Linked DNA regions of Mus musculus: all the other regions are linked to region 3. Evidence: chromatin loops called from intact Hi-C (ENCODE). Cell type or tissue: heart. All regions are shown on one strand. Links, peaks and the distances in the headings refer to the core of each region. The heading gives the core; the rest is flanking DNA. Region 1 overlaps Pin1 (protein (peptidyl-prolyl cis/trans isomerase) NIMA-interacting 1). Region 2 overlaps Gm39299 (a long non-coding RNA gene). Region 3 has its middle 12 kb from the start of Rdh8. Region 4 holds the start of Gm35860 (a long non-coding RNA gene).

Evidence for each region. A loop is a pair of places that touch in the nucleus more often than their neighbours do. Peaks named below come from ENCODE experiments on the same cell type or tissue, not always from the same donor. Only the 100,000 strongest peaks of a DNase experiment are listed, where the experiment ranks them.
Region 1: it touches region 3 in a loop (4-fold over the local background); 13 of 42 quality-filtered maps call a loop at or near these places.
Region 2: it touches region 3 in a loop (7-fold over the local background); 31 of 42 quality-filtered maps call a loop at or near these places.
Region 4: a loop joins it to region 3, with 3 times the contacts of the local background. A loop is called at or near these places in 29 of 42 quality-filtered maps.

Annotation. Positions count from the first base shown.
Region 1 is chr9:20,660,664-20,664,949 of GRCm38, forward strand. It overlaps Pin1 (protein (peptidyl-prolyl cis/trans isomerase) NIMA-interacting 1), which reads left to right. Exons shown (of 4, transcript NM_023371.4): 3 at 1,635-1,745; 4 at 2,512-3,049. The coding sequence ends at 2,621. Among named protein-coding and RNA genes, the nearest start is that of Pin1, 11 kb to the left of the region's middle. In heart, for the core only: a CTCF peak has its summit at 1,847 (motif pointing right); no DNase peak of the experiment used is centred there.
Region 2 is chr9:20,738,259-20,742,544 of GRCm38, forward strand. Gm39299 (a long non-coding RNA gene) reads left to right here. Exons shown (of 4, transcript XR_003948292.1): 2 at 506-3,510. It also overlaps a transcript of Olfm2 not described here. Among named protein-coding and RNA genes, the nearest start is that of Gm39299, 13 kb to the left of the region's middle. In heart, for the core only: no CTCF peak of the experiment used is centred there; a DNase peak (open chromatin) is centred at 2,413; H3K4me3 peaks cover 347 bases; H3K27me3 peaks cover 1,124 bases.
Region 3 is chr9:20,828,563-20,832,848 of GRCm38, forward strand. No RefSeq gene overlaps it. Among named protein-coding and RNA genes, the nearest start is that of Rdh8, 12 kb to the left of the region's middle. In heart, for the core only: CTCF peaks have their summits at 2,635 (motif pointing left) and 2,838; a DNase peak (open chromatin) is centred at 2,519; H3K4me3 peaks cover 303 bases; H3K27ac peaks cover 283 bases; H3K27me3 peaks cover 1,626 bases.
Region 4 is chr9:20,755,464-20,759,749 of GRCm38, forward strand. It overlaps Gm35860 (a long non-coding RNA gene), which reads right to left and starts at 3,663. Exons shown (of 3, transcript XR_379174.1): 1 at 3,573-3,663. In heart, for the core only: a CTCF peak has its summit at 1,742 (motif pointing left); a DNase peak (open chromatin) is centred at 1,749.

The DNA of each region.
Region 1 (4,286 bases), core at 854-3,353, 170 kb before region 3:
TGGCAGGTTGTAGACCAAATACCAAGGTAACTGCCATGTAGTACATTCAGATAGGGGTGACTCCTGGCTGTCAGTCAGTCAGTCATATTGCCTGCCCCCTGTGTCAGGCAATAGGAGCCTGAGGCCCTGAGCGCTCGGGAATAGCTGGGTTCCTGGCCCTCAAGGCACTGGTTGTAGCAGCTAGTAACGTTACTTGTTGTACAGGCACCAGTTGGGACCTTCAGTGATGTGCACACTGAGCAGCTCGGGTGGGAAGTGTGGGTGGGAGTCCAGCAGCAGCCACGGCAGGCCACCCTCCGATGTGCAGAGATCCCTGTGGAGCCTCATGTAGATTGCATGGCCGTGACCAGCACTCCAGGAGCTAAGCAGGAAGTTTGAGGATTCAAGAGTAGCCTGAGCTGCATAGGAGGCTATGTCTCGGAGATAAAAGGACAGAGTCCTGTCCAGGCCATCTGGGAAAACTGAGAGAGAGCTGCTCAGGTCAGGGTGGCTGCCCTGGGAGTCTCTGTGTGCCATGGCTGCAAGTTAGTCAGAAGATGGGGACAGGATGGGCTGTCTTGTGTCTGTGTCTAGGGCTTTCTTACCCACCTCAGGTGCTACCTAGACCAGGTGCCTGGTAGTCTCCCCACCTTGCACATGTCTGAGAGTGCATAGCACAGGCTCACATGCATCCGCATACGTGGTACTGTGCTCTCACTCCCCTGAGCCTGGGTCCTTTCAACTGTTTTGTTGTTTGTCTGACTTTGTTTTTATTTGTTTAGGTGAGGGGTTGGTAAGAGTGTATGAAGGTCAGAGGATACAACTTGCAGAAGTTGATTCTTCGATTCTTGTAGGTCCCAGGGATAGAACCCAGATAGTCAGGCCGTGTGACAAGTGATTTTTGTTATTGTTGTTTTGAGGCTTTGCTTCAGTCACTATTCACCTTCTTTCCAGCAGCCCTGGCTTCCTGACCCCGCAGGAGAGTCACAACCCAGTAGAGCCGCTTTAATGTCTCCTGAGCTCTGCCAATACAGTGTGGAACCTTGCCTATGGGACCATTGTACAGGCACTCACACACAGTCCTTACAACCTCAGTGCCCCAGCGAGTACTCTGCTGTGCCTCCGTGTTGCGCAGGTGGAGACTCCTACTGCCCACAGCTGAAGAGGTCACCAGCTCCAGTGAAGAGCTTGGCTGCATGCTAGCTGGCTGCAGGTCTCCAGAGCCTTGACATTGCCCCAGGAGTAGGGGTGGGCAGTCATCTGCTGTGAGGTTTCAGCTCTGTGTCCAGGCCTGAGAAGAGGTCACTGCGTGTATGGGTGCTTCAATTCCTGTGCACCGTGGATGACTGTCCTGGCTATTCAGATCGTGCTATGGTCATAGGCACGTGAGGATGGGCGACTGGTTTGCACCGTTGGGACATGCACATGGGAGGACTGTCTTCATGGGTGCACATAATAAGAGCACAGGATAAGGGTGTGGTTGCTTGGGCCTGAGGGTATGGGAGGTGTTGTGGGTGCGATCAGCATAACCTTGTAGGGAACTGGGTGCACAGGTCGGGCAGGTCTGGCCTAGCTCCTAGGTGTGTCCAGTTCTTCCTGCATCCTGTCTGGCCTCTATGTGTCTGATGCGCGGCTCTCCCCTTGTATCCCTACAGGCTATATCCAGAAGATTAAGTCAGGAGAGGAAGACTTTGAATCTCTGGCCTCACAGTTCAGTGATTGCAGCTCTGCCAAAGCCAGGGGAGACCTGGGTCCCTTCAGCAGAGGTGGGCAAGAGTGGGCACCACCACACTCAGCACTTTCCCTCAGTGTTCTGGGCGGAAGGCCCTGAGGAGGGCAGCTCCGGAGCACAGGCCTTCCTGTCCACCAGGTGGCAGCATAGCCCTCAGGCTTCCTGGCCTGGGTTTTTTGTACTGCAAAAGGGATATAAAACCTCCTTAGTGTCTTTCCTCCCAGGATCATTGTCCCCCTCACAGGCCCATTAAGGTGATTCTGGTTTGTCACTGGCATCTCTGGTAGAGCTATAGGGACGGGCCCCTGAGCATTCCAGCTCCTTTGCCCCTTTGGCAGGTTTTTTGGGAAAATGGACAAGGGAAACAATCCAGAGCTCAGACCTATCTGCCAAGGGCAGAGGAAAGTAGATTCCTTCTTCCTCCCCCATCTTCTCTCCTTCATCTCTTTGGCGTGAGCTGGAAGTGTGAGGTGTGGGCCCCTGCCTTGGAGTCAGGTAGCAAGCCTCTGCTGTCAGCCCTGGCCACCTCCCTGCAGGATAGATAATGTTCAGCCAGGAATCCAGAGTTCATCATGCAGTGTGTCTAAATGTACAGCACAGCTCTGCCTACTATCCCACGCTGTCTTTGGGCTTCCCGGGGCCTCCTTAATGGGCCTGTGGCTCTCAGCTGGGCCACAGCTCATCACTGCACAGTGACAGGGCTATAAAACCCATGATGAATATGCTTGAGACTGAATGCAGGCAGGAGCCCCATCTGCTGTGCAGCCTGTGCCTGACCTCCACTGTCTGCTGTTTCACAGGTCAGATGCAGAAACCATTTGAGGATGCGTCGTTTGCTCTACGGACAGGGGAGATGAGTGGGCCCGTGTTCACGGACTCGGGCATCCATATCATCCTGCGCACAGAATGAGGGCAGGCACCTGGCCAGCCTGCTCTGGCTGCCACACAGCCCACGGATGCCCTTCCTGCTACTGTCACACAGTATTTATTGTTCCTAAAATGACTGGGAGGGGCTCTGAGCATCCCGCTCCCTGTTTGCCCCTATTCGGGGCTGTCCTAGCCAGGCTCCTTCTGGAGGAATTGACTTCAGAAGGGCAGTGGGGATGGGGAGGCCCCCAGGCTCAGGGGGTCAGAGGTGACCTGATCCCCCAGGTCTCAGAGGCAGGCAGGAGGGCCTTCTTTCTTGTTAGTTATATGCTCCATTCGTTCCTCTGTTCAGTTGCAAAAAGCAGACGCTCCATACCTGGCGGTGCAGCAACTCAGCCTCAGGGTGCAGTGCAGCACCCTACGCACCTTCCATTAAATCTGGAACCACTGGTTGGTGGTCCTGTATCATTACCTTCCTGGTGAGGTGTGGGGCCCTTGTCTCAGGGATGGGGCTTTTACCCACGTGTCCAGACTCTTCTCTAGCTCTAAAAGACCTTCTTTTCCACAGCTTGGGGGGTGCTGGCAAGAATTCTTTCCACTAGCTATATTCCCAGGGCTGCAAATACCTCTGAGCCCCACCAGTCCAGACCCACTTGTATAAGCACCCTGGGGACTGTTCAGGTATGCGCAGACCACCCCACCACCCCACCCCACTTCCAGCTGTTAGGTCTGGAGTGATCCCAAGAGAACCTGGCTTAGCATCTGCCTTGGCACACCCCCGGTGCCCATCCCTCCCCCTCAGCACACAGACAGACTGCTTATTGGTGAGAACAAATCACCCAGCATCTGCCACCCACTTCTGACTGGATATTCCTGGGCTCAGCCACAAGACCTAGCACTCTCCAGGTGCTGTTTCCATGGTAACAGAGGCCCCCTCAACTGGAGGAGAGGGGGGCTTTATCAGCTCCCAGAAGAAAAGAGATCCTATTGGAGGGGGCTGGGAAATGGATATTGCTTTGAGTGGCAGGTGGGGAGAGAAGGCGGACTCTCCCACCTTGGCTAGGGCCCTATGTCTCCCACAACTGCCTCTGAGCCTAAGGACTGAGGGCTCAGAATTCAATCAAGGTTTCTGCATATACCCACAAGTGATGGGGGGCCCAGCCTGGGGGATGTTCTAACCAGCAAGGCTTGGGGGCCAGAGCAACATTAAGCCTGGACCCCAAGAGAGCCCTCCCTCCCCACAGGCCTGAGTCTCATGAACAGAGTCACCTGAGCCTGCTCCCATCTGGCTGCTTTCTAGAGCAATCGCTCTTTGCCAGCCGCCTGCTGGAGCATTTGTCATTAGGAAGGTTTAATGAGTTTTTTCCCAGCTCAGACAGGCACAGGCTGAGCTGAGTTGGCTATACCTCCAGCAAAATGTTCTCCAGTGGGCCAGTGGGGACTCAAGGCAAACAGTCACAGTTTTGCTGTCTTGCAACAGTTGGGTGGGCTCAGGAGGCAGTGGCAGCCCTCCAAGTATCATGGGACCTTTGGAGGGAAGAAGAGGACCTCTAGCTTAGCTTGCAACACCAAGAGCTCTGGGAGGTTCTCCCTAGGGCCACTGCCACATCTGATCCACTGCCTGTAAGAAGCAGGTATTACCATAGTGGTAATTTGTGCATCCCTATGTGTGGCCATGTGATTTGGTATCTATGTTCTATATGATCCC
Region 2 (4,286 bases), core at 1,114-3,613, 90 kb before region 3:
CTCTGATCTCACCTCCCATCCACACCCAACCTGAGTTCCCATTCCCAGAAGCCATGTATTTCCGGTCCATGTCGGCTCAGCAAACGATCCTCTGCATACTACACTTGTGTGACACTGAGCCTTGTCCCCAGCCCCTTTCCCCAGGGATTCTAGGCAGGGGCTCTACAGCTGAGCCACGCCCCTAGCTTCCTTTTGTTTTATTTTAAAACAAAGGCTTGTTAAGTTGCCCAAGCCAGCCTTCAACTTTCAAGTTTTGTGCCTCAGCCTTCAGAGAGCTAAGATGGCAGGCATGTACCACCGTACCCAGCTTGCATCTGTCTCTTGGACTTGTAGACTCTCAGACTCTCCAAAGCGAGCTGTGTCTCTCATCTCTCCCTGTCACCAGTGTGTCACACTGAAATTACCAGAGAAACAAGGGGAAAGCATCCCTCTCTCAGTGTATTTACTGTGTTTTTCTTTCCTTTTTTTTTTTTATGTTAAGATTTATGTATTTTTTTTTTTTTAGTGTTCTATCTGCATATACACCTGCTGGCCAGAAGAGGGCATCAGAGCCACCATGTGGTCCTGGGACTTGAACTCAGCCGCTCTGGAAGAGCAGCCAGCGCTCTCAGCTGATGAGCCATCTCTCCAGCCCCCTCTTTCTTTCTTTTTATATTAAAAATGATTTGTTTATTTTTATTTCATGTGGACTGGTATTTTGCCTTAAAGCATGAATGTCTGTAGGAGGAGGACAGATACTTTGGAGTTACAGACACGTGTGAGCTGCTACATGGGTGCTGGGGATTGAACCCAGGTCCTCTGGAAGGGCAGCCAGTGCTCTTAACTGTGGAGCCATCTCTCCAGCCTCACTGTGCTTTTCTTGAGGCTAATCGGGATCTCTGGGATTAGGGAATGAGGAGTTGTGTATCCTCTTCACGGCCTTGACTGACTTTACTTTTGACTTCCTTTATTTTTGTGCAGTGACATTTTATAGTTCTGTCTTCTAAGTAGGACTTGGCATCCAGTAGTACAGATCATTAGAACTGTGTGTAAAGGGGCTGGCAAGATGGCTTAGCAGGTAAAGGAGATTGCTGCTAAGACTGGCGACCTGAGTTCTAGCCCTAGAACCCATATGGTAAGAGGAGAGAACCAACTCCTGCACGCTGTCCTCTGGCCGCCAGAATCAGACACACGCTCACACTCGGGTAAATAAATGAAATGGTTCAGTGGGTAAAGTGCTTGCCACATGAAGTATGAAGACCTGAGTTCTGATTCCCAAAGCCCGTGTAAATGTCAGGTGGGCGTGGGCTGCGTAGAACCTCAGCACTCACATGGTGGGAATAGGAACTTCAGAGAGAGCTGCCCTGCTAGACTAACCAGAGCAGCATGTTCCAAGTACGTGGACAGATCACGCCAAAACATACAATAGAAAGCAACCTAGGAAGACCACAGATGCCAACCTCTGGCCTTCAGATGCACACTTGGCCACATACATGCTAACATACACATACCTACACACGGGCGTGGGGGGGGGAGGAACGGGGTGGGGAGGAGCGGGGCAGGAGCCAGAGACTCTAAGTTTACTGGTGTTCAGGTGAACAGCTTTCCAAACACACCTCACCCAATCTCTTAGCTCCACTCAGGTGTTTCCTGCTTCCTCTTAGACTAGCCTGAGGCACAGATGTACCAAGCGTATTGGGGCTGCTGCCACCCTGTGCTTAGTGTGGATTCTTGGTTCTCTGGATGTGAGAAAATCTGTCAGCCCTAGGGTGACCATACCCAGTCCCGTACTTGGTAAGCTCCAGGCCAGTGAAAGATCCTCTCTCAACAACACGAAGTGATGCAGGTGAGAAGATTCAGAGACTAAGGTAGCTTGGCGCCAAACCTGAAGACCTGAGTTCCAAACAGTGAAAGAGAGAACTGACCCCCGAAGTTGTCGTCTAACCTTGACATCTCTGACTTCCTGTGGGCACCAAGCTAAGAACTCTCCCCTTCCTAAATAAATAAATGTGATTAAAATTTAAAAACAAAATAAAGCCAGAGGGTGGTGGCGCACGCCTTTAATCCTAGCACTACGGGGGCTGAGGCTGGCAGAGTTCTGTGACTTCGAGGACAGCCAGGTCTACAGAGTGAATTCCTAGACAGCTAGGGCTACACGGGGAAACCCTGTCTTGGAAAACCAAAACCAAACAAACAGTACCAACAACAAAACCAAGTGGAGTGCTTGTGAGGAGCCCTAACCAAGGTATGTCTGTTAAATGTATGCCCGCACAGGCGGGCGTGCACACACTCACACAAGCACACACACCCCTCGCGTCCTGCACAAACCTCACTCCACCACTAGGTGTCGCCCCAGCTCCTCAGTTTTGAGCCCAGCCCCAGGAGGTTCCTCACGCAGTTTGTCCTGATTTCCCCGCCCCCAGACAAGCTGGGAGGTTAACACCTTGATAGGATAAGGAAGTTCAGCTCGGCTCTGAGTAGCAGCGCCCTTCCGTGGAATTTCAGCCTCTGCTGACACCCGTGATCTCAGGCACCTCCCTGGGCACAGGGGTTCCCACTTCTCCAGTGGTCTGCTTTCTGAAGTTTCAGATAACAACAGAAAATATTCTGTGAAAAAGTCCAGAACTGTGTGAGTCATACATTTTGTTTCATTGTGACAGGGTCTCATTTTGTAACCTGGGCTAGCCCCAAATTAGTGGCAATCGCCTGCCAGAGTCTTTCTTCTGCGAGTTGGGATTCTGGGTACAGAATCCAGGGCTTTGGGTGGTGAGCTATGTACATCTGCCTGATTTGTTTTGTTTATAGAGCTGCGGGAGGTGGGGTGTCTCATGTAGCCAAAGCTAGTCTCAAGCACTATGTTATGTAATAGAGCAGTGGTTTTCAACCTTCCTAATGCTCAGACCTTTTAACACAGTTCCTCATCTGTGGTGACCCCAACCATAAAATTATTTGTTGCTACTTCAAAACTGTAATTTACCACTGTTATGAATTGTAATGTATTTACCTGATATGCAGAATGTCTGGTATGTGACCCACTAAACACACAGACTGCAAACTTCTGGAATAGAGGTTGACCTTGAACTCCGGATTTGACACCATAGTTGGTTCTGTGTGGTGTTGAGGATTGGAACTCAGAGCTTCATATAAAACAGGCAAGCATCTTGTCGACTGTTGGTTACACACCTTCAGCCCTCGATCAGCTCAATCCTCGAGTTTCCACTTGTACAGTCTTCTTAGCAGTGTGAGAGAGAGCCCTGCCTTTGCTGGCTGTCCTGCCTGGGGTGGGGGAGGGGACCTTCGCTGTGTGCAGGCTTTCCTCTCTACCTGGTGTTCTCTCAGTTTACTCAGAGCCCCCCAGTCCTCAGCATGGCTACTGTGACGCTGCAGCCTGCACGTGTGTCTCACTTCATAACTGTCTCAAACAAATGATTTTAGATGGCCGATCACAGCAGCCTTCTGAGAGAAAGTGATTGAAGCAGAAAGAAGAGGAAAGGGTATTGAAATATAGGGTCCAAGGGGAACAACACCCAGGTAAATGGAAGGGAGTGGTAAGTGCAAAGGCCCTGGGGTATATGACTAAGTCGAACTAGTCCTTCCCAGCCTGTGGGGACCCCTAAAGCATTGGCCCTAAGTCCAGATAAGATTAAGATAAAGATAAAGTGGGCATGGGTGGGGTACACACTTGTCGCCCAGCACTTGAGAGTGAAGGAGGAGGATCAGGTGTGCGAGCCATCCTTGGCTACATAGTGAGTCCATCCTGGTCTACGTGTAACTTTGTCTCAACAAAAACGAAAATATTTTAAAGTAAACAAAGTAAGACTTCAAGGAGGACTTTCAGGTGTTGGGAAGAGGACACCTGCTCAAGGGGAGATGGCAGGCTTAGAGGACTGTCAGGTTCCCTGCAGCTCTAAGCTACTCAAGAACCATACACTTGGGCCAGAGAGCTGGCTCAGTGGATGGAGAATTTGTGGCACAAGCATGGAAACCAGAATCCAAATCCCACACAAACACCAAGCACAGGTGCACACACCTGTGATCCAAGACTGTAAGGACTGAGATGAGAGGGCTCCTCAGCGGCAGCAGCTGAAGTGGGAGCTCTGGGTCCCAGGAGAGTGTGAACTCTGGGTCCAGTATGAACTCAGGGTCCAGTGAGAGTGTGAACTCTGGGTCCAGTGAGAGTGTGAATTCAGGGTCCAGTGAGAGTGTGAACTCAGGGTCCTATGAGTATGAGCTCTGGGTCCAGTGATAGTGTGAGCTCTGAGTCCAGTGAGAGTGTGAACTCTGGGACCAGTGTGAATGTGAGCTCT
Region 3 (4,286 bases), core at 1,189-3,688:
TCCTGCTTCTGTGGTGTTGCATACTCCATGCTAGCTGCTCCATGGGCTTCTGGATAATTCTCTAGTCTCCACCTCCCACCTCACATACAAGTGCTGAGATCACAGGTGGGCACCAGTGCCTCTGGCTTTTCACCCCAGTTCTAGGGTTCGAACTCAGGTCTTAGGTCTTGCAAGGCAAACACTTTCCTCATAGAAGCATCCCCCTGGCCCTAGGGTTGCTTTTGTTTGGGTGGGTATTTTTTTTTAGGGGTTTTGTTGTTGTTTTTTGAGACAGGATTTCTCTGTGTAAATATGTTTCCCTGGGTGTCCTGTAACTCACTTTGTAGAACAGGCTGGCCTTAAACTCAGAGATCCACCTGCCTCTGCTTCCAGAACGTTGGAATCAAAGTTTGCTCCATAACACTGGCTCTTTTCTTTCTTCTTCTTCTTCTTCTTCTTCTTCTTCTTCTTCTTCTTCTTCTTCTTCTTCTTCTTCTTCTTCTCTCTCTCTCTCTCTCTCTCTCTTTCTCTCTCTCTCTCTCTCTCTCTCTCTCTCTCTTTCTTTCTTTCTTTCTTTTTAACCTGGTCTTAGGTTTGTTGCTGTGTTTGTTTGGTCATTTGGTTTGTAAGTCAGGGTCTCGAGTTCCCAGGTTGGCCTTGACATTACTATATAATTGAGGGTAACCTTGAACTCCTAGTCTTCCTGCTTCCATCTCCAGAGTGCCAGGTGTGCAAACGATGCCTGCTCTGTTCAGAGCTGAGGTGGAACCCATCACTTCATGCATGCCAGGAGAGCTCTCTGTCACCTGAGACAGGGTCTCCGTGAAGCTCAAGTCAACCTTGCATTCACTGGGACCACACCCAGTCTTTCCCCAGTCTTTCCATTGTCAGTCACCCCTGTGAAACAATGCACTCTTTATTCCTCTCCAACTTATCATCCCTCACTTGATGCACTTGCTAGCTTCTTAGCCTTGTGTGTGTATATATGACTTGTGCAGTCCTGGCTCACGGACAGAGGATACTGCATCAACTATGGGGATTTGAACAGAGACCCTCACGCTGTGTGGCAAACACTTCGCAGTAAGCATCTCCTCACTCCTGAGATTTCTCCCAGCCCCCCCTCCCCAGCCCACTACCTTTTTATGGTTACAAGGCCTGTGCATGTTGCCCAGGTTAGCCTTGACTTCCTAGGTTCAGGGATTCTCCTGCCTTAGCCTTCCCAAATAGTTGGGCCCACAAGCACTTGTGCCACCTTGCCTGCTGATGACTTTATGATCTCAGCCTAAATGCTGCTTCCTCCAAGAGGCCTTCCTTGACTACCCAGGCACAGTAAGCTGGTAGGCCTTTCCTGTCCCTGCTGCTTCATCTTTCACAACTGTCCTGGGCTATCAGGTTGGAAGCTCGGTTCAAATGCAGTGAGAATCTCTGTCATGCCCAGAACGACAAAAACAGACAGACAAGGCCAGCTTCTGAACTCTCTCTCCTAACAGGCTCCTCGGGAGTGTCCTCACTGTCCAGACTCCCAGAGGAGGCAGGGAGATACACAGTGTCCAGAGAGGTGAGGAAGTCAGGCCTCAGGGAAATTAAAGGCCGTAATTAGAAGCACTCTGGGGACTGGGTACATACCTGCTAATCCAGCTGTGGGAACTGAGGCAGGAGAATTGTAGGTTTGAAGCTAGCCTGGGTTCTACAGTGAGTTTAAGGCCAGCTTACGCCACAAGATACAAACTGGGCTGCAGAAATGGCTCAGAAAGCACTTGCTGAAATCCTGAAGACCAGGGTTCAGATTCCAGAACCCACCCCCACGTGATGCCGGATGCAGTAGTAGAAGCAACTGCGATTCCTAGTCCTTGGGAGAGATGGAAGTCAGATTCGAGAACAAGAGACTCAGTCTGAAACAAGCTGGAAGGTGTGGTCCCGCACCATGGGTAACGCTCTGACCTTCACAGGCAAGCCAAGGCCCTTATGCATGTGCAGGCATGCGCAGACACGCGGAAATCTTTAAAAATGAAGCAGATGCAGGGCCCATAACTGTACACCCAGTGCTCAGGAAGTAGAGGCAGGAGAATCAGAGGTTCAGGATCATCCTCGGCTAACATAAACAGAAGCCAACCTAGGGTATGTGATGTCCTTAGAACAACGGGGCTGGAGCTGGGAATGACTACTTTGGTGCCCTTTAGTTGAGGCACTCTTGATGGGGTCCACTTGAACAGAAACAGCGCCTTTCTGGGGAGCCTCAGTTCCTCTTCCGTAAACTCAGAGTTGCTAGGGAAGACTTTGCTGCTCTGTGCTGGACCCACTAGGTGTCTAATCAATTGTCAGCCCTTGCCAGTTACATGGACATTGGTAATGGACATGAAGCCTGCCTAGCCTTTTCCCGGGAAGCCCTGGGCTGAATGCCCTGGAGGCAGTGGGAGGCTCCAGGCCACTCATCTCTGCTCAGATAAGTCCCTGCAAGTCCACTCCTCCCGCCCGTGCCTCTGAGCTTCAAATCCCCAGGTCCCAGGGAGGGGAAGGCGAGTCGGATGGCAGCCGCAGCAGCAGCAGCTGCTCCGGGATGGAGGCCAACAGCCGCCTCGCTCCGCCAGCAACATTCCTGCGGGACCTGAGAGCGAGGAGCCCTGCCAGTCACCAGCTCCTAGCGCCCCCTGGTGGCCACGTATGAGCTAGGGGAATTTGACCATTTATAAGTCTGCAGAGCTCTGCCTGTCCTGCCAACCTTGAAGAGGCTGAGGCTGGAGGACCACTGCGAGTTTCAGGACAGCCTGCTCTAAATTGTGATACCTTCTTTTGAAAATCAAAGCACCAGCGAGTTGGTTGTAGGGCCTGTGGCTCAGTTAGTAGGCAGATTGCATAGAAGGCTGGGAGTTCAGGGATCCATGCCCAGCACCACGTAAACTGAGTCTGTTTTTCCACTTTTGATCAGGTAAAGGCAGGGGGGTCAGGAGTTCAAAGTCATCCTAAGATACATAGTGAGTTTGAGGGCTACAGAAGACCCTGCTTCAAAACACAAACTAGGGTTGATGAGGCGGCCAAGGGGGTGAGAGCAGCTGCTGGCCAGCCGGAGGACCTGGGTTTGATCTCTGGATCCAGATGCTGGAAGGAAAGACAACTCCTGCACGCTGTCCTCTGGCCCTCCCAGGAATGTGGTACATGTGCGCACACACATACACACAGAGACACACATCTTTAACGTGTATTTTAGAAACAACAATTCTATACCAGCCCACATCCTGGATTTCAAATTAGCCCAGGGGAGCCTACATCTTCGCCCCACTAGTCTCCTGATGTACTGTGGTACTGGGGAGGGTTTTTGTTTGTTTGTTTTGATTAGTTTGTCAACTTTTGACAAGCTTGAGTCATCTAGGAAGAAGAACCAGCAATTGGAGAGTTGCCTCCATCAGACTGGCCTGGGATCAAGTCTGTGAGGCATCTTCTTGGTTAATGATGATGTGAGAAGGCCCAGCCCATTGAGGGCAGTGCCATCCCTGGGCAGGTGGTCCTGGAGGTATAAGAAAGCCATAGACAGCTGGGCGTGGTAGTGCACGCCTTTAATCCCAGCACTCGGGAGGCAGAGTCAGGCGGATTTCTGAGTTCGAGGCCAGCCTGATCTACAAAGTGAGTTCCAGGACAGCCAGGGCTATACAGAAAAACCCTGTCTCAAAGAAAGAAAGAAAGAAAGAAAGAAAGAAAGAAAGAAAGAAAGAAAGAAAGAAAGAAAGAAGGAAGGAAGGAAGGAAGGAAGGAAGGAAGGAAAGAAAGAAAGAAAGAAAGAAAGAAAGAAAGAAAGAAAGAAAGAAAGAAAGAAAGAAAGAAAGAAAGCAAGCAAGCCATGGACATCAAGCCAGCAAGCAGAGTTTCTCCTCTTCATCAATTACTGCCTACAGGTTCCTGCTTTGAGTTCCTGCCCTGGGTTCCCATCTGAATGGACTGTACACTGTAAGGCTAAGTAGCCCTTTCCTCCCAATGTTGCTTTTGGTCCTGGCACTTATCACAGCAACAGAAAACAAACTAGGACACCTACCTACCTTGACTCCATGAATTCCTACCTCAACCCAGGTTCTGGAGCTCGGTCCCATCATTAAGCATACTGTGTGGCCCTGTTTGAGGTGTTCAGCCTCTCTGTGCCTTGTTTCTTACAAACACAGTTTATGGCAAGTATTTCCTCCACTCTGGGCAAACTGAGTGTGTAATGCTGTTCCAATTCACTAAGTTGCTTGAACAACTCAAAGAAAGAGGGTGCCATGTCTGTGGCAGAAATACCTGTGTCACAGGATCCTTTATTTCTGCCCTGTTCAGTGCTGTCT
Region 4 (4,286 bases), core at 574-3,073, 74 kb before region 3:
AGAGAAGCCGAATGGTTTGAACATTAAGAAGAGACATGGACCTGGAGATTGAGGGTGGAGAGGAACAGCCTGCTGTGAGTGGCCTGCCCTGCCACCTAAGGCCATGGTGCCAACTTGTGCTGCCACTGAGGGCCACATTTGGGTCCATGGCTGTACAGCAGCAGGGGACTGTGTTGATGTCTGTGGCTCATATTATAACAAAGGCCATGCAGATGTCCCTGGTCTGGGCTGCCTCCAGGGACCAAGCTAATATTCAGAGGCTGTGGAGAGCTGCCCCCACCACTGGCTGTGGCTCTCAGGAGATCTGGCCCCACCCCTTCCAGGCTGTACTCAGAAAGCAGGCCCTGCACCATGCCTGGGCAACATAGTAAAGCTGGCCCTGGTGGTGGGAGCCAAGCAAGCTGACCCCAGGGTGTGATAGTGAGCTAGCTCTGGCTACTTGTCTGCCATGAGGTGGTGTGGGCACAGGAGAGATGCTCCCCCACCCCCATCCCCACTCCCACCCCAGAGCTGACCCCCAGTCATGAGAACCAGGAACTGTATCTGCCCCTCACCAATTGTAACACTCTGGAGAGCACACACACACCCCCAAACACACACAAAAACACACAGACACACAGACACACACAAGACACACACACACACACAGAGTTTAGCTGGCCCTGATGGCATTCCCCAAGAGAGCTGGCCCCTGTCTTGCTGGCTGCAGCATAAGGTGAGCTAGCCCAGGCAGTGCTGGAAGAGAGCTCACCCTGGTGGTGTGGGTGTGGGAGAGCTGTCAGGCTGGTACCTCAGACACCACCCAGGCCCAGATCCAGGACTTTGAGTTGTCCCATCCCAACATCTGCCCCATGGATGAACTGCTGGAGTGCAGGAAGAGGCCAGTCCTGCAGAGCCAAAGCTGCAGGATCTCCATGACACCGGGCAGCAACAGGATATCAGAGAGGAGTCCTGGTGAGGATCCAGTATTGATAGCATAGCAGAAACCAGAAACCTTTAACCAGACCAATGACTCATTGTAACGAACATTTGCAAGCAAAGCGGTGTGGAAAGGGTGTACTGTGGGATGCACTATGACACAGCTTCCATGGCAGATGGATTTGGGTTTTGTTTAATTTTTTATTTTTTACTTTGTTTTGTGGGGTGACCTCCACAAGGGTGGAGGTCAGATATGAAGGGTTGGGGAAGTGAGTGGAACCGGGGTGCATGATGTGAAATTCTCAAAGAATCCATAAAAGGTTTAAAAACACCACCACCACCAACAGAAGTCTCTCTGGAGGTTCAAGGGCAGAGCACTTGCATCTGTTAGACTCTAGATAGACACTCATGGTGGTGGTAGTGGGGGCAAGGGAATGGAGGAGTAGGGGGTGTGGGTGGGGGTGGGGTAGGGGGCTTGTAGTGGGCATGTAGGAAAGAGGTCAGTCACAAGGCAGGACAGAGAGCCAGAGAGTGCAGAAGCCACCCTCATCTGTGCATGATCCACTTTGAGTGCATGGTGGTGCTGGCTTTTCATCCCAGCACTCGGAGGCAGAGGCTGGTAGAACCCTTGTGTGTTCAGGACCTGCCTGGTCTACAGTGAGATAGAGGTACATAGAGAATCTCTGTCTCAAAACACACACACAGAGAGAGACAGAGACAGAGACAGAGACAGAGAGAAAGAATCCCATAACCTCACTATGCCCTTACTAAGTCCTCTTCAAGAGTAGCCAGTGCTCTTTACTGAGCTTTCTCTCAGCGCCCCCTAGTGGTTGCATTACCTTCCACTAAGCCCCACCTTTTAAAGGTTCCACTAACCTCTAGGCCAAGCTTCCACTATCTAAACGTTAGTGAGGGGAGAGGGGAAAGCACCACCACACCCTAGCTCCTGGTGTGGCTCCTGCTTCCCAGAGATAAACCCTGAAGATGTGTTTGGGGTGGGGTGGGGTGGGGTTCCACTTGATAAAGAGCCTGCTCCTTTAGCATGAGGGCACCCAGCACCCAGGAGAAGACCTGGGTGTGGTGGAGGCAGGCAGATTGATCCTCTGATCTCTGCACTTATTTGGATCTGGGCAGAGTTAGATGGATCCCTGAAGCTCCAGTCAGCAGAGCTGAGCCAATGAGCAAGTTCATTGGGAGATCCTGACTCAAAAACAAACAAAGCACAAGTGAATAGAGAAAACACGCAACATCAGCCTCTCTCCACATGTGCATGCACGTGCGTGGACATGTACACACACCTACACTGACACGCACACCACAGTCACAGCACACAACATAGACCACACACAGCACAGCACATATGTAGCACAACACACAAAGCAGACAACACAATACTACACAAAACACATCACATATACCATAGCATAGACAGAACACAACATATCCAATACTCAACATACCATACCCAATACAACATACATAACACATTGTACACAACACACAAACACTCAACACACATACAAAACACCTCTTACACACATTGTTTTTAAAGATGTTGTTTTGTTTTAAGACTAGCATCCTGTAGCCCAGACTTGCCTATTGCTTGCTATGTAACCAGATAAAAACTTGCCTCTGCCTTCCAGGAAGTATTCATGAATCCTTCCAGCAGAAAGAGACTCCTCCTTGTGCAGCCTGAGACCTCAGGACTGTGAGCAACCATCTGCCCTCCTCCTTTAATTTAAGCTACCTTCTGGTATGACTCCAGATCAACAACCCTGAGCTAAGTCCCTTCACACCTTTCTTCCTTGAATTCTCATTCTCTCTCTCTCTCTCTCTCTCTCTCTCTCTCTCTCTCTCTCTCTCTCTCTCTCTCCCCTCTCTCTTACACACACACACACATTTATTTATTTCATGTATATCATTTTGTGTATAACTTACAGGAAGGAGTTGGTTCTCTTTTTCACTATGTGAGGGATTGAACTCGGGTTGTCAGCCTTAGTGGCAAGTAGCTTTAACCTCTGAAGTAGCTTTAACCTCTGAAGTAGCTTTAACTTCTGAAGTAGCTTTAATGGCTGAGTCATCTCTTTAGTTCCTGTATTCTCTCTTTTCTCCCTTCCTCTTCCTCCTCCTCTCTCCTCTCTTTCCTCCCTCCCATCCCTCTTTCCTGCTATGCTAAGACTGAAACTCCAGCCTCAAGAATGCTAGATGCACAGTACTCCTGCGCTATACCCAGCCCTAGTGCCTTGTTTTCTTGCAAGTACCCTGTGGGGATGGCCTTGAGCTCCTGGTCCTCTTGCTTCCACTGCTTAGGTGCTGGCTGGTAGGTGCATCCCCACATCTAGTTTATATGGTGCTGGGATGGGACCCAGAGCTTTCAGGGTAGGCAAGCACTCTACCAACACAGCCCCAGCTCCAGCCCTTTCCAGATTTGGAGGTAGCAGGAGTGTCTGTGGGGCCTGTCCACGCCAGGGTGAGGTAGTGCTCCCTCACTTCTCCCATCTGGCATCTCCTCAGGATCCTGCCAGACAGCATCCACATCAGTCTCCCAATCCCCCCTGCCTAGCCGCCTCCACAGCATGGAGAACAGGCCCCATCTGTGTCCCCAGAGAAACTCTCAAGGGAGGCCTGAGTTTCACCCAGACCCTTGGGCTCACCGCAGACTTCTTCCTCCCTTCAGTCAGTTGTCAGTGTCTTTCCACTGCTGCCTGAGAACTGGGGACCTGCCAGCATCAGGCACATGCATGCGCTCCTTGACCCAGTAACAGAGATGGGAACTGGGCCTCCAGTTGCTCTGGCAGAATCTTAAGCAACTGATGTACAAACACCACAGCGCCGGCAGTCACAGTGAGTGTGGTAGTGCATGCCTGTCACCCCAGCTCAGAGGTGGAAGCGGGGGGGGGGATCAGGAGTTCAAGGGTCCTCAGCTCAGTGGTGAATTCGAGGCCAGCCTGAACTATGTGAGACCCGGTCCTGAAAACAAAACAACAGGTCTGGCAGTGATGGCACATGCCATTAGTCCTAGCACTAGGGTGGCAGAGACAGGAGGATCTCTGTGAGTTCAAGGCCAGCCTGGTCTACAGAGTAAGTTCCAGGAGAGCCAGGGCTACACAGACAAACCCTGTTTAGAAAAACCAAAGCAAGCAAACAAACAAACAACAACACCAAAACAAACAACAGGAGTTAGGGAGATGGGTCTGTCAGTAGACTGCTTACTGAAGTGTGAAGGCCTGAATTTAATCCTCAAGATTGGGTGTAGTGACAGTCGCCTGTAATCCCAGCACCAGGGAGGCAGAGACACAGGGTCCCTGGCTGAATCAGTGAGTTTCCAGTTCAGTGAGGGACCATGTTCAATAATTTAAAAAAAAAAA